Linked DNA regions of Homo sapiens: region 1 is linked to region 2. A link is a loop called in an ENCODE intact Hi-C map of the cell type or tissue named here. Cell type or tissue: CD4-positive, alpha-beta T cell. All regions are shown on one strand. Each heading gives the region's core, and the rest is flanking DNA. Links, peaks and the distances in the headings are about the cores only.

Region 1 (5,659 bases), core at 392-5,391, 300 kb after region 2:
TACTATGTATAAAATATATAATATATATTAATATAGATACTATGTATAAAATATATAATATATATTAATATAGATACTATGTATAAAATATATAATATATTTATAGATACTATGTATAAATATATAATATATATTTATAGATACTATGTATAAAATAGATAATATATATTTATAGATACTATGTATAAAATATATAATATATATTAATATAGATACTATGTATAAAATATATAATATATATTAATATAGATACTATGTATAAAATATGTAATATATATTTATAGATACTATGTATAAAATATATAATATATATTAATATAGATACTATGTATAAAATATATAATATATATTTATAGATACTATGTATAAAATATATAATATATATTTATAGATACTATATATAAAATATATAATATATATTAATATAGATACTATATATAAAATATATAATATATATTTATAGATACTATATATAAAATATATAATATATATTTATAGATACTATATATAAAATATATAATATATTAATATATTATATATAAAATATATAATATATTAATATATTATATATAAAATATATAATATATTAATATATTATATATAAAATATATAATATATTAATATATTATATATAAAATATATAATATAAAATATATAATATATTAATATATTATATATAAAATATATAATATATTAATATATATACTATATATAAAATATATAATATATATAAAATATATAATATATTAATATATATACTATATATAAAATATATAATATATATTTATAGATACTATATATAAAATATATAATATATATTTATAGATACTATATATAAAATATATAATATATATTTATAGATACTATATGTAAAATATATAATATATATTTATAGATACTATATGTAAAATATATAATATATATACTATATATAAAATATATAATATGTATTTATAGATACTATATATAAAATATATAATATATATATACTATATATAAAAATATATAATATATATGAATATATACTATATATAAAAATATATAATATATTAATATATACTATATAGTATATATTATATATTTGAGACAGGGTCTCACTCTGTTGCCCAGGCTGCACTGCAGTGACACAATCTTTGCTCACTGCAGCCTCAACCTCCTGGGCTCAAGCATCCTTCTGCAAGTAGCTAGGATTACAGGCGTGTGCTACCACGCTTGGATAATTTTTAAAATTTTTTGTAGTGATGGGTTCTCTCTATATTGGCCAGGCTGGTCTTGAGCTCCTGGGCTCAAACAATCCTCTTGCCTTGGCCTCCTAAAGTGTTGGGATTACTGGCATGAGCCACCACACCTGGCCCAAGATATTGTTAAAGAAAAAATACTTAATGTTACTTGTTAAAGCACTGTAAGGAATACTTTACCCAAGACCATCATGGTATTTATAGAGACCACTGCAACAGGGCCTTGCAGCAGGGCAGAGAGATTGGACTCAACTCTGAATACAGCCTGGGCAGGTGGGAATTTATGGCCAAGGAGCAGTGTGGGGGTCTGTGGATGGACAACGACTAAGGGGAACATCAAGAGTAATGTAGATTCTGGTTCAACTGATCTAACAGGATTCTTGCTGAGGACAGGCCAGGGTGAACAGATATCACCTGGGGGATGGTGGAGTATGAGGAACTCGATCAGATGTCAAGGCTGGGGGATTCTTGCTAAACTGACTTAGCAGAGTTTTTGCTAAAACTGAATTTTACAGAGAAGTGCACAGATGGGCCTAGCAGAAGGTTCAAAAGCCTGAGTAAAGTTTGACCAAGCAAAGAATCTTTGTCAACATATGTATTAATAAACTTCTGTTTTTTTCTCTTGTTAATTTTTTTTTTTTTTTTGAGGCGGAGTCTTACTCTGTCACCCAGGCTGGAGTGCAGTGGTGCAATCTCAGCTCACTGCAACCTCTGCCTCCTGCCTCAGCCTCCCGAGTAGCTGGGATTACAGGCGCCTGCCACTACCCCCGGCTAATTTTTGTATTTTTGGTAGAAACGGGGTTTCATCATGTTGGCCAGGCTGGTCTCAAACTCCTAACTTCAAGTGATCTGCCCTCCTCAGCCTCCCAAAATGTTGGCATTACAGGTGTGAGCCACTGCGCCCGGCCAGGAATCTGCCTTTTGTTACAGGAAGTCCCAGTTAAGAATGGTGAAGGGTAAAGAGAAATTTATTTTTTCTCCCCCACAGCAATGTCCGGTAAAATCAGTTGATCTATCTTTTGAGAGGCGGTAGCAAAGGTAAATTGTTTTAGGGGCCTAGAAATCAGGCATTTCAAAAGAGGGATGCTTAAAGTAAAATACAGAAACACTGATATAAAAATAAAAGGTTATGTTAACCTATAAAGAGCTAGGAGTTGAACCCTGAGGGCAACCAGGCTACTGGATTCCAAGAAATGGATAGAGGAAACTCTTCAGATTAAGAATCAGGAGAATTGAAGATATTCAGCAAATTTCTTTGTTGGCATCTCTAATGTGATTAAGATATCAGAGTTTTGGGGAACAAAGGTATAGTGGTTGCTTCTGGCTACGGCACATGCGCTCCCTCTGCAGGCCCAAATTATGAGAGCACCAGTTGGTTAGGCAGCACAGCTGATTTTCTTGATGCTCTCAAGCTAGGATGTCTATGCTCTTGATAATATTGTCCATGGTTGTGGCTACTACTCATGTAAGAGTGTGTGTATATGACCTGGGCATTTCTTTGGATTTCTTAGTGGTCAAGGCAGTGGTTTGTTCAGACAGAAATTCCAGCCCATGCATGGTCATCTGTGAGAGTGAGTCCTTTGAGGTTTATATCAAGTTTTTGGGATTCGATTTGCAAGGTTTCTTTAAGTCCTGGAGGAAAAGGTCAAGTGCAAGGAAGTCCAGCATCTCAATAGGGTTTTGGGCAGTCAGGTTTTAGTTCTTGGTGATTCAGGAGTCAGGCAGGAGAGAGAAAAATTGGAAATGTTCGTTTGAAGGGTCGTAGCCAGATATTGAAGAAAACGGAAAGAACTGAAAGTTTGTTAAACAACTGACCAAGAATCTGGGCAAGGTAGCAGGATCCAGTCTAATTTGCAGGTAGGAACCCTAACTGGTGTTTCCTGAGGAAGAGAAAGTCAACTAAATCTCCATCAGACAAGACAGAGTTTGTATGATATATATCAGTTTCCTTCAATTTATAAAGTGATGCACAATAGTTCAAAGATAATGAACAGGACCAGAATCTGATAAACCAGAAATATGTGCTACAGATGATACAGAGTTTTCCACCGAAATAAAATTTTTCTTTATAGTACTGAAAAATATTCACTTACCAATTCTGTGAACATTTGTTATATAGTTTAGACTATAATGAATATTCAATTCAGTATTCTGATTTATTTTTTCTCAATTAGAAAGGAATTCATTAGAAGAGGAAAATGTTATATATTTGTGGAATGGCACACCACTCTGAAAACAGAATCTAGTTTTTAATGCTAAAAAATTAGGAAATGAAGTTTAAAAATCAACGAGCTATAAACTGAGAAATACAGAGGAAGGAAATGATACTGCAGAATGTCAAATATTTATGTAGTGGACTCTCACAAGTGAGTTTCACATATTTATTTTTGGATCCCTCCAGCAGGAACCGACATCAGCACTGAGAAGCCGTTTATTGAAGTATGGGAATGAGTGTGTTTTGATCCTAACTGGAGAGTGTTTTGTCTGCCTTAGTGAAAGGAGAAGCTGAAGAACGCAGCAGCCATCGTGCCTGCTAATTTTGATGTTATGATTTAATACCAGGTTGGCAAACTATAGCCCATGGGCCACATCCAGCCCACTCTCTGCTTTTATAGATAAAGTTTTATTGGAATACAGCAGTGTCCATTTGTTTATGTAATTTATTTATTTATTTATTTTTCTTTCTTTCTCTTTCTTTTCTTTGTCTCTCTTTATCTCCCTCCCTCCCTCTTTCTTCCTTCCTTTCTTTCTTTCTTTCTTTTTCTTTCTCTATCTCCCTCCCTCCCACTTTCTTTCTTCCTTCCCTCCCTCCCTCCTTTCTTTCTTTCTTTCTTCCTTTCTTTCTCTTTCTTTCTTTCTTTCTCTTTCTTTCTTCCTTTCTTTCTCTTTCTTTCTTTCTTCCTTCCTTTCTTTCTTTCTTCCTTTCTTTCTTTCTTTATCTATCCCCTTTCTTTCTTTCTCTCTTTCTTTTTCTTTCTCTCTTTCTTTCTTTCTATAGGGTCTTGCTCTGTCACCCAGGCTGCTAGAGTGCAGTGGCACAATCTTGGCTCACTGCCACCTCTGCCTCCAGGGTTCAAGCGATTTTCCTGCCTCAACCTCCCTAGTAGCTGGAATTACATATGCGTGCCACCACGCCCAACTAATTTTTGTATTTTTAGTAGATACAGGGTTTTTCACAATGTTGGCCAGGCTGGTCTTAAACTCCTAACCTCAATTGTTCCTCCCACCTAGGCTGCCCAAAGTGCTGGGATTGCAGGCGTGAGCCACCGCACCCAGCCTTGTTTATGTATTTTCTATGGCTGCCAGAGACCTTATGGTCCACAAAGCCTAAAATATTTACTATCTGGCCCTTTTTGGAAAAAGTTTTCTGATCCCTGATATTATATAATATAATTTATAATGTCCACATTTTGTCTCTGAAAAGAAGAAAATCTCCTATGGAAAAAACCTTGTTAATGGAACGTATTGGATGGTCTGGCTATTGTTAACAAACTTTTGTTTAATACATAATCCTTTTTTTTGAGCTCCCATTAAGTGCCAGACTTCATACTTGGAACATATTCTCTGCCTTCCAGGGGCTTTTCATCAGGAGAACCAGAGGCAGGAGTGCCTGTAATCTGAGGCAGCCAATGAAAGTGTTAGAGAAGAAGACAAACAAGGGAAAAGAAGACATAAACAAGAGACTGACTTTGTGAGGATCATCTGCGATGGGTTGTGGAGAAGGAATGAATGATGCATAGAAAGAAATGATAGTACATAAATGGGTAAGGATATCAGAAAAGGACATTTCTCACAAGGTGAACATCATTCATTTAAAACTGGTCTGATTGTCCCATAGAACTAATATTTATGGTTTTTTAAATAAATATAGAAATTGACCCTCCCTGGTCTTAAAATTAGAAACTTACATTTGTCTCATCTGAGTTCGTTCCTTAGGAAACCGACCCTCAGGCAAGGGACTGAAACTCATCAGATCACTGCATCTGGACAATGAGATGCCAGACCCCTCATCCATCATCATTGCTTTCTTTCCCCTCCTTAATTCCTGTTTTCCCACCTTCCCTACTATATAAAACCCCCAGTTGGAGAGATGGGTTTGAGACTTTATCTGTCGTTCTCCTTGGTCACAGCACCCAATTAAAGCCTTCTTCCCTGGTAATACTCATTGTTTCAGTGGTTGGCGTTCTGTGTGGCCATCAGCAGGGCCTGGACTGAATCCCTGGCATTTCGGCAACACAATTAAAAAATGTTTATCACATGCCTAGGTACTGGGTATACTTTTGGTGCACCAAAGTTTCTGTCTTCATAGAACTTACATGTCAGATTGTGAAGGTATTTTGAAGAAAAAAAAATGCTCTGGTGGGTGAATGTAAGGCATTTTAGGGAAATATTGTGTTGTCTTCTGTGGCTGCTGAATAGGT
Region 2 (5,659 bases), core at 316-5,315:
AAACTACAATGAGATACCTCTGAACATTCTCTAAAACAGGTATGATCATAAGACAATAACAAGTGCTGCTGTGCCTGTAAACAAACTATAACTCTTTTTTTTTTTTTTTTTTTGAGGCGGAGTTTCGCTCTTGTTGCCCAGGCTAGAGTGCAATGGCACGATCTTGGCTCACCGTAACCTCCACCTCCCAGGTTCAAGCGATTCTCCTGCCTCAGCCTCCTGAGTAGCTAGGATTACAGGCATGTGCCACAACGTCCAGCTAATTTTGTATTTTTAGTAGAGATGGGGTTTCTCCATGTTGGTCAGGCTGGTCTCGAGCTCCTGATCTCAGGTGATCTGCCCGCCTCGGCCTCCCAAAGTGCTGGGATTACAGGTGTGAGCCACTGCGCCCGGCCAACAAACTGTAACTCTCATGTGTTGCTGGCGAGAATGTAAAACAATACATTTTTCCCAATGTAGTTTGGCAGTTTCTAAAATATTAAACATAGATTTATCATATGACACAGCAGTTCCACTCCTAGGTATCTACTCTAGGGAAATGAAAACATGTCCACAGACTTGTATGCAAATGTTCATAGCAGCGTTATTCACATTAACAAAAAAGGGAAACAACTCAAATATTTATTGATTAGTTAATGGACAAATAAAATATGATACACTGGTACAGTGGAATACTATTTGGCAATAAAAAGGAATGAAGTACTGATACATGCCTCCAACATAGATAAACCTTGAAAACATACTAAGTGAAAGAAGCCAGACACAAGAGGCTACATATTGTATGACACCATTTATATTAAAAGTCCAGAAACGGCAAATCTATAGTACAGAAGGTAGATTAGTAGTTGCCTGGGAATTGGAGTAGGAAGCAGGAAGTGACTGCAGATGGAAATGTTTCAAAATCAGATTGCAGTGATGATTGTGCAACTCTGTGAATATACTAAAAATCATTGAATAGTATACTCTAAAATGGGTGAATCTTATGGTATGTAAATTGTACCTTAATAAAATTGCTTTTTAGTTTCACCACATATTCAAAACAAGGAACAAAAATATTTTGAATGAATTCTCCTTGAAACTAATATATCAACGAATAACACAGCTGCATAAGTAGCAGAACAAGTAGAACAAGGTATTGAAAGGGCTGTAATATTCACTCTCAAAATCCAAGTCATGTAAATTACCCCCAAACCTGAAAAGTCATTGTCAACTGCTGGAATCCATTGGATTCTCTTTATTCATTGAATTAGAAATAGTTATCACCATCTTCAAACACTGTGTAACTGGATGCAAAATGAGATACTTTCTTTTCTTGGAATTTCAGATGAAGCTTTAAAACTCATAACAACCCCTACTGTGCTGTAAAAAACTCCACAGTGGTGGCCACACTGATCAGGTGATCACCTACCCTCAGTACCTTACATAAGAAAAAATGAGGTCTCACTAAAGAACAGTGCACCCACGTACCTGTTCTCCTCCGTAACAAAGGCTTATTAACATAGACATTTAAATATTGTAGCTGATGGATGGCTGTCTAGAATTAAACCTCACCATGTCCACTTGTTCAGCTCTCCTCCCAACAGCCTCAGCCACAAAAGGAAAACTGGCACCAGACCAATGGGAGCTGGTTTCTTTAATGAACCCGTGGGATTTTTAAACCACACGTTGCTCTCATGATTATATTCCTTCATCATACTACCAAGTTTTGGATAAGCACATACATAAACTATATATATGCAAGTACAGTTGTGAAGTGAGTTTTTTTCCTATCCACAAGTTGAAACAGTCTCGAATTTTTGCCCCTTTGGAGTTTACCATCTTGTTTTAAGCCACATCAAATGTCAAAGGAATTTCATCCATATTTGCTTTCTGTAAAAGTTCAAAACAATTCTTTCATTAGTAATGTACCTACGAAATCAGTGATTGTCTCTTTATCAGCTGACATTTTATGTGCTATTTTCCCTGGCCCAAACACACAGTAGGTTATTTCTCTTTGTGATCTAGAACACTAGGCTGTTAATCTGGTCAAATCATTAGTGCTTCTGTTGCTCTCCATCATTTTTTATGAATACTGAACTTTCTGAAGCTTTCAAAAAAAAATCTAGTGCATGTTTTAATTCCTTGTAGCTATGACCACTTCACAGTTCCCTGTCAGGATGTCTCCGAGATCCAGCAGATGAAAATATGCTGTTCATGTTTTCTCCAAGTCTTTATCATTTTCTCACCTAATTACCTTCCTGCAGTTCTAATATCCTATTCTTTCTTCAACTGGAAAACGCCAAATATGAACTTAATATCATGCCATGGAATATAGTGGTAATAAATATGAATCTAAAATGTCTGGGGAGGTACCCAAACTCTACCTTGAGTTAGTGGTGTACCCTGTGGCTTGGTATATTTTTGGTCAAAACTGTCAGGATGGTGTTAACCTTACATCTCTGCTGTGGTGTTTTGTGTTGCCATATTTTAACCACAAGGGGGCAGCATCACCACCTTCGCTGTCTCCCTTCCATCTTTAATATGAGCGCATTGGGCCCAGGGTAGAGAAGAAAAGGTTTTACAACTTTAAAAAGCAATATTCGTCATCTGGTGATGATTGTAAATATGATAGTGATGATTACTGGAAGAGAGTTGAAGAATGTTTCCTCTAATTGAGGAATTTGTCTACAAATATAAACCCTCTCTTGTTAGAGTAGTATTCATGAGGACCTTTGCTAGTATGCTTCAGTCTTTCCATTAGCTCTGCTAATAATGAGGTTAGAAAAGTCAAGAAACAATGAGTTACATGAAGCAGGTTCTGATTTTTAGGAGAAAGATAGTCTGTAAATGACTTGTTTTGGCTTCCTGATGACAATTTAAGTTAAATCATGTTCCAAATAGCTGCCTCCAGATGCTGCAGATCATCCTGTATTATGATGAGTGTTGAAGGGCTAGAGTCGTCTTTGCCATGTAAAACTTCGTCAGAAAATAACTGTCTAACCAGGGAGTGAAATAAGACTAAAAAGCATCACAGAGTTCCATCTAGAGTGGAGAGAGAGCCCCCCAGAGCCCTGAACAGCTCCACTGCCACCAATCTCATTACCATCACACCTGCAAAGGGGCCACTGCTGCCACAGCTGGCCCCAGTCACCATTACTGTGACCGCAAACATGAGCAGTGAGGCTGAGACACTTGGCATGACACCATGGGCAGAGGCAGAGGGAGTGGCAGCCTGCAAACAGGACAAGAAGGTTATCCCAGTGAAAGTTTGGGAACAGTAAGATGGTTCAGTGTAAGAAATATATATGGTTTCGTCCACAGGAATGACACTGGGTGAGATGTATTTGTATGCCAGATTGTCATAAAGAAGAATAACCCCCAGGAAACACCCTGGCAGTACAGGGGATGGAGAAGCTGTGGAGTTCGATGTTGAAGGAGAAAACGGTACACAGGCAGCAAAGATTGCAGGCCCTGGTGGAGTTCCAGTGCCAGGCAGTACAGATGCAGTAGACTGAAGCCATTATAGATGTTATCTGCATCATGGGGGTCTTCCACACGGTCACCAGCACAATTACCAGAACAATGAGAGTGGGGAAAAGAAGGATTGGAGAGTTCCCTTAAACGTCAGGCCTTACAGCACACAGAAGATGCCTCCTCCCTTGCAGAGACCCTATGATTCTTGACCAGAGTGTTCTAACCCTCCTGTGCAGAGACAAGTGATGGAGGGTGGTGACAACCAGGGTGAAGGAGAAGAGGTAGGTCAGTGAGACAGATTACGTATTGGGGTTACAGACCACGAATCTCCAGGGCCCCTCCTCACCTAGAACAGTAATGAACACCCAAGGCCAGCAGCCATGTCATTGTAGGCACCCCCCAACTTCAGTTACCAGCACAGACACCCAGAAAACCCTGAACCACAAGATGGCAAAGAGACTGACAGCTAGGAAGTCCGTTGCCAAGGCTGAGCAGAGCAGGACAGAGTAAATGCCAGCCAACCATTTCTAGTGTCATCTGGTTTGTCATCCTACAGGAATAAATGAATATAAATTCCAGCAATAAGACCTGAACAAAAGATTGGTTCTGAAGACCTTAAGTGACTGCTTTTGGCCCATTTACCAGACAGCTAGCACTATCTGAGTTATGGAGCTTTCATTACTTTTCCCTACAGACATCTCTTTTTGGTAATGATAAATATGTTTTTTTAAATATGTTTTTTAAAAGGTCTGGGGCCAGGCATGGTGGCTCACGCCTGTAATCCCAGCACTTTGGGAGGCCGAGGTGGGTGGATCACCAGAGGTCAATAGTTCGAGACCAGCCTAGCCAACATGGTGAAACCCCGTCTCTACTAAAAATACAAAAATTAGCTGGGTGTGATAGCGCATGCCTGTAGTCCCAGCTACTCGGGAGGCTGAGGCAGGAGAATTGCTTGAACCTGGGAGGCGGAGGTTGCAGCAAGCCGAGATTGCACCACTGCACTCCAGCCTGGGTGACAAAGTGAGACTCTGTCTCAAAAAACAAATAAAATAAAATAAAAGGTCTGGTTTTTCTTATATGCCTTTAAAGGTTTTCAAATTGTTTCGTATCTGGTCAGATTGAGATTATTAAGAAACTCATTTTTAAGTTGTAAAAAAAATCAAGTTGTTTTATTACAAGTCAACAAACTGCAAGTATCTGTTAATATGGGTCTATAATAATTATAATAACACAACACAGATGCAGATTTTGGCTCAAAGAACTATATTTTTCTAGATTTTATATTTTATTTGCTATTCAACAATGTCTTGTGAGTTCTTATATATCTTGGTGATAAGAGACATTATAGAACATTACACATGGAAGACAGTAAACATCGTTCTTTTTCTCAGCAACTTTCTCCATTAATGGCAAAATGAGATGAGGAAGCAAATATATCATTCTGTCTTTTAATATTGCCAGCAAAGAACTGAATTTAGAGAGAAGTCTGAAATTTTCCTTCTAGAGAATTATAGAAAGTGTCTGATAGTGATTTATGGCTGGTTTTTTGTTTTTGTTTTTTAATCTTTCACTCACTTTTACTTGGGCATGTCTGACTCGTGTTCAGGTCCAGGGAGCCACACTCCTTCCTTATTCACAGAATTGAATGCTTATACATGATCTTGCTGTTTTTATTTTTCCTAATGGGAGAGCCCTACTAAGAAGGGTATGAGACTTACATACTTGTAGCTGATGATCTTAGCCATCTCATAGCTACAGCCCCAAGAAGCCAGCTCTCCAGCCCCTGAATCCTGACTCCTCAAATGTACACTGCAGTGTTTCACTTCCCAAGGGGTGTAATTACCTTCTCCATGATACCAGTGTTTCAAATGACCTAAGCAAAAGAATTTCTTTTTTCTCCCCTTTCCTCTGATGTGTGGCAAAGCAAGTTACATTTATAGCAACTGGAAATTCCAGTGGGCTGGTCCTTGCTGGCACATGGCAACAGGACTGGCTTGAGGGATGCTGCTGAGTGAAATGAAAGAGCTCAGCAGTTCTGCTTTGTGCTGTCCTGGCCAGAAAAATCTTTGCTGCTTGTCATCCCATCTTCCTCCACTAGAAGCCTGAGAAATGAGACATGCTCAGGTGTTAAAAGTGGTCACAGGGCTGGCTGGATGTGGTGGCTCACACCTGTAATCCCAGCACTTTGGGAAGCTGAAGCCAGCAG

The links. Peaks named below come from ENCODE experiments on the same cell type or tissue, not always from the same donor. Only the 100,000 strongest peaks of a DNase experiment are listed, where the experiment ranks them.
Region 1: a loop joins it to region 2, with 13 times the contacts of the local background. A loop is called at or near these places in 7 of 110 quality-filtered maps.

What each region holds. Positions count from the first base shown.
Region 1 is chrX:46,378,757-46,384,415 of GRCh38, reverse strand. No RefSeq gene overlaps it. Among named protein-coding and RNA genes, the nearest start is that of LINC01186, 54 kb to the right of the region's middle. In CD4-positive, alpha-beta T cell, for the core only: no CTCF peak of the experiment used is centred there; a DNase peak (open chromatin) is centred at 2,595.
Region 2 is chrX:46,683,052-46,688,710 of GRCh38, reverse strand. The region is part of intron 1 of SLC9A7 (solute carrier family 9 member A7); the gene reads left to right. It also overlaps the pseudogene YBX1P8. Among named protein-coding and RNA genes, the nearest start is that of SLC9A7, 73 kb to the left of the region's middle. In CD4-positive, alpha-beta T cell, for the core only: CTCF peaks have their summits at 2,295 and 2,503 (motif pointing right); a DNase peak (open chromatin) is centred at 2,480.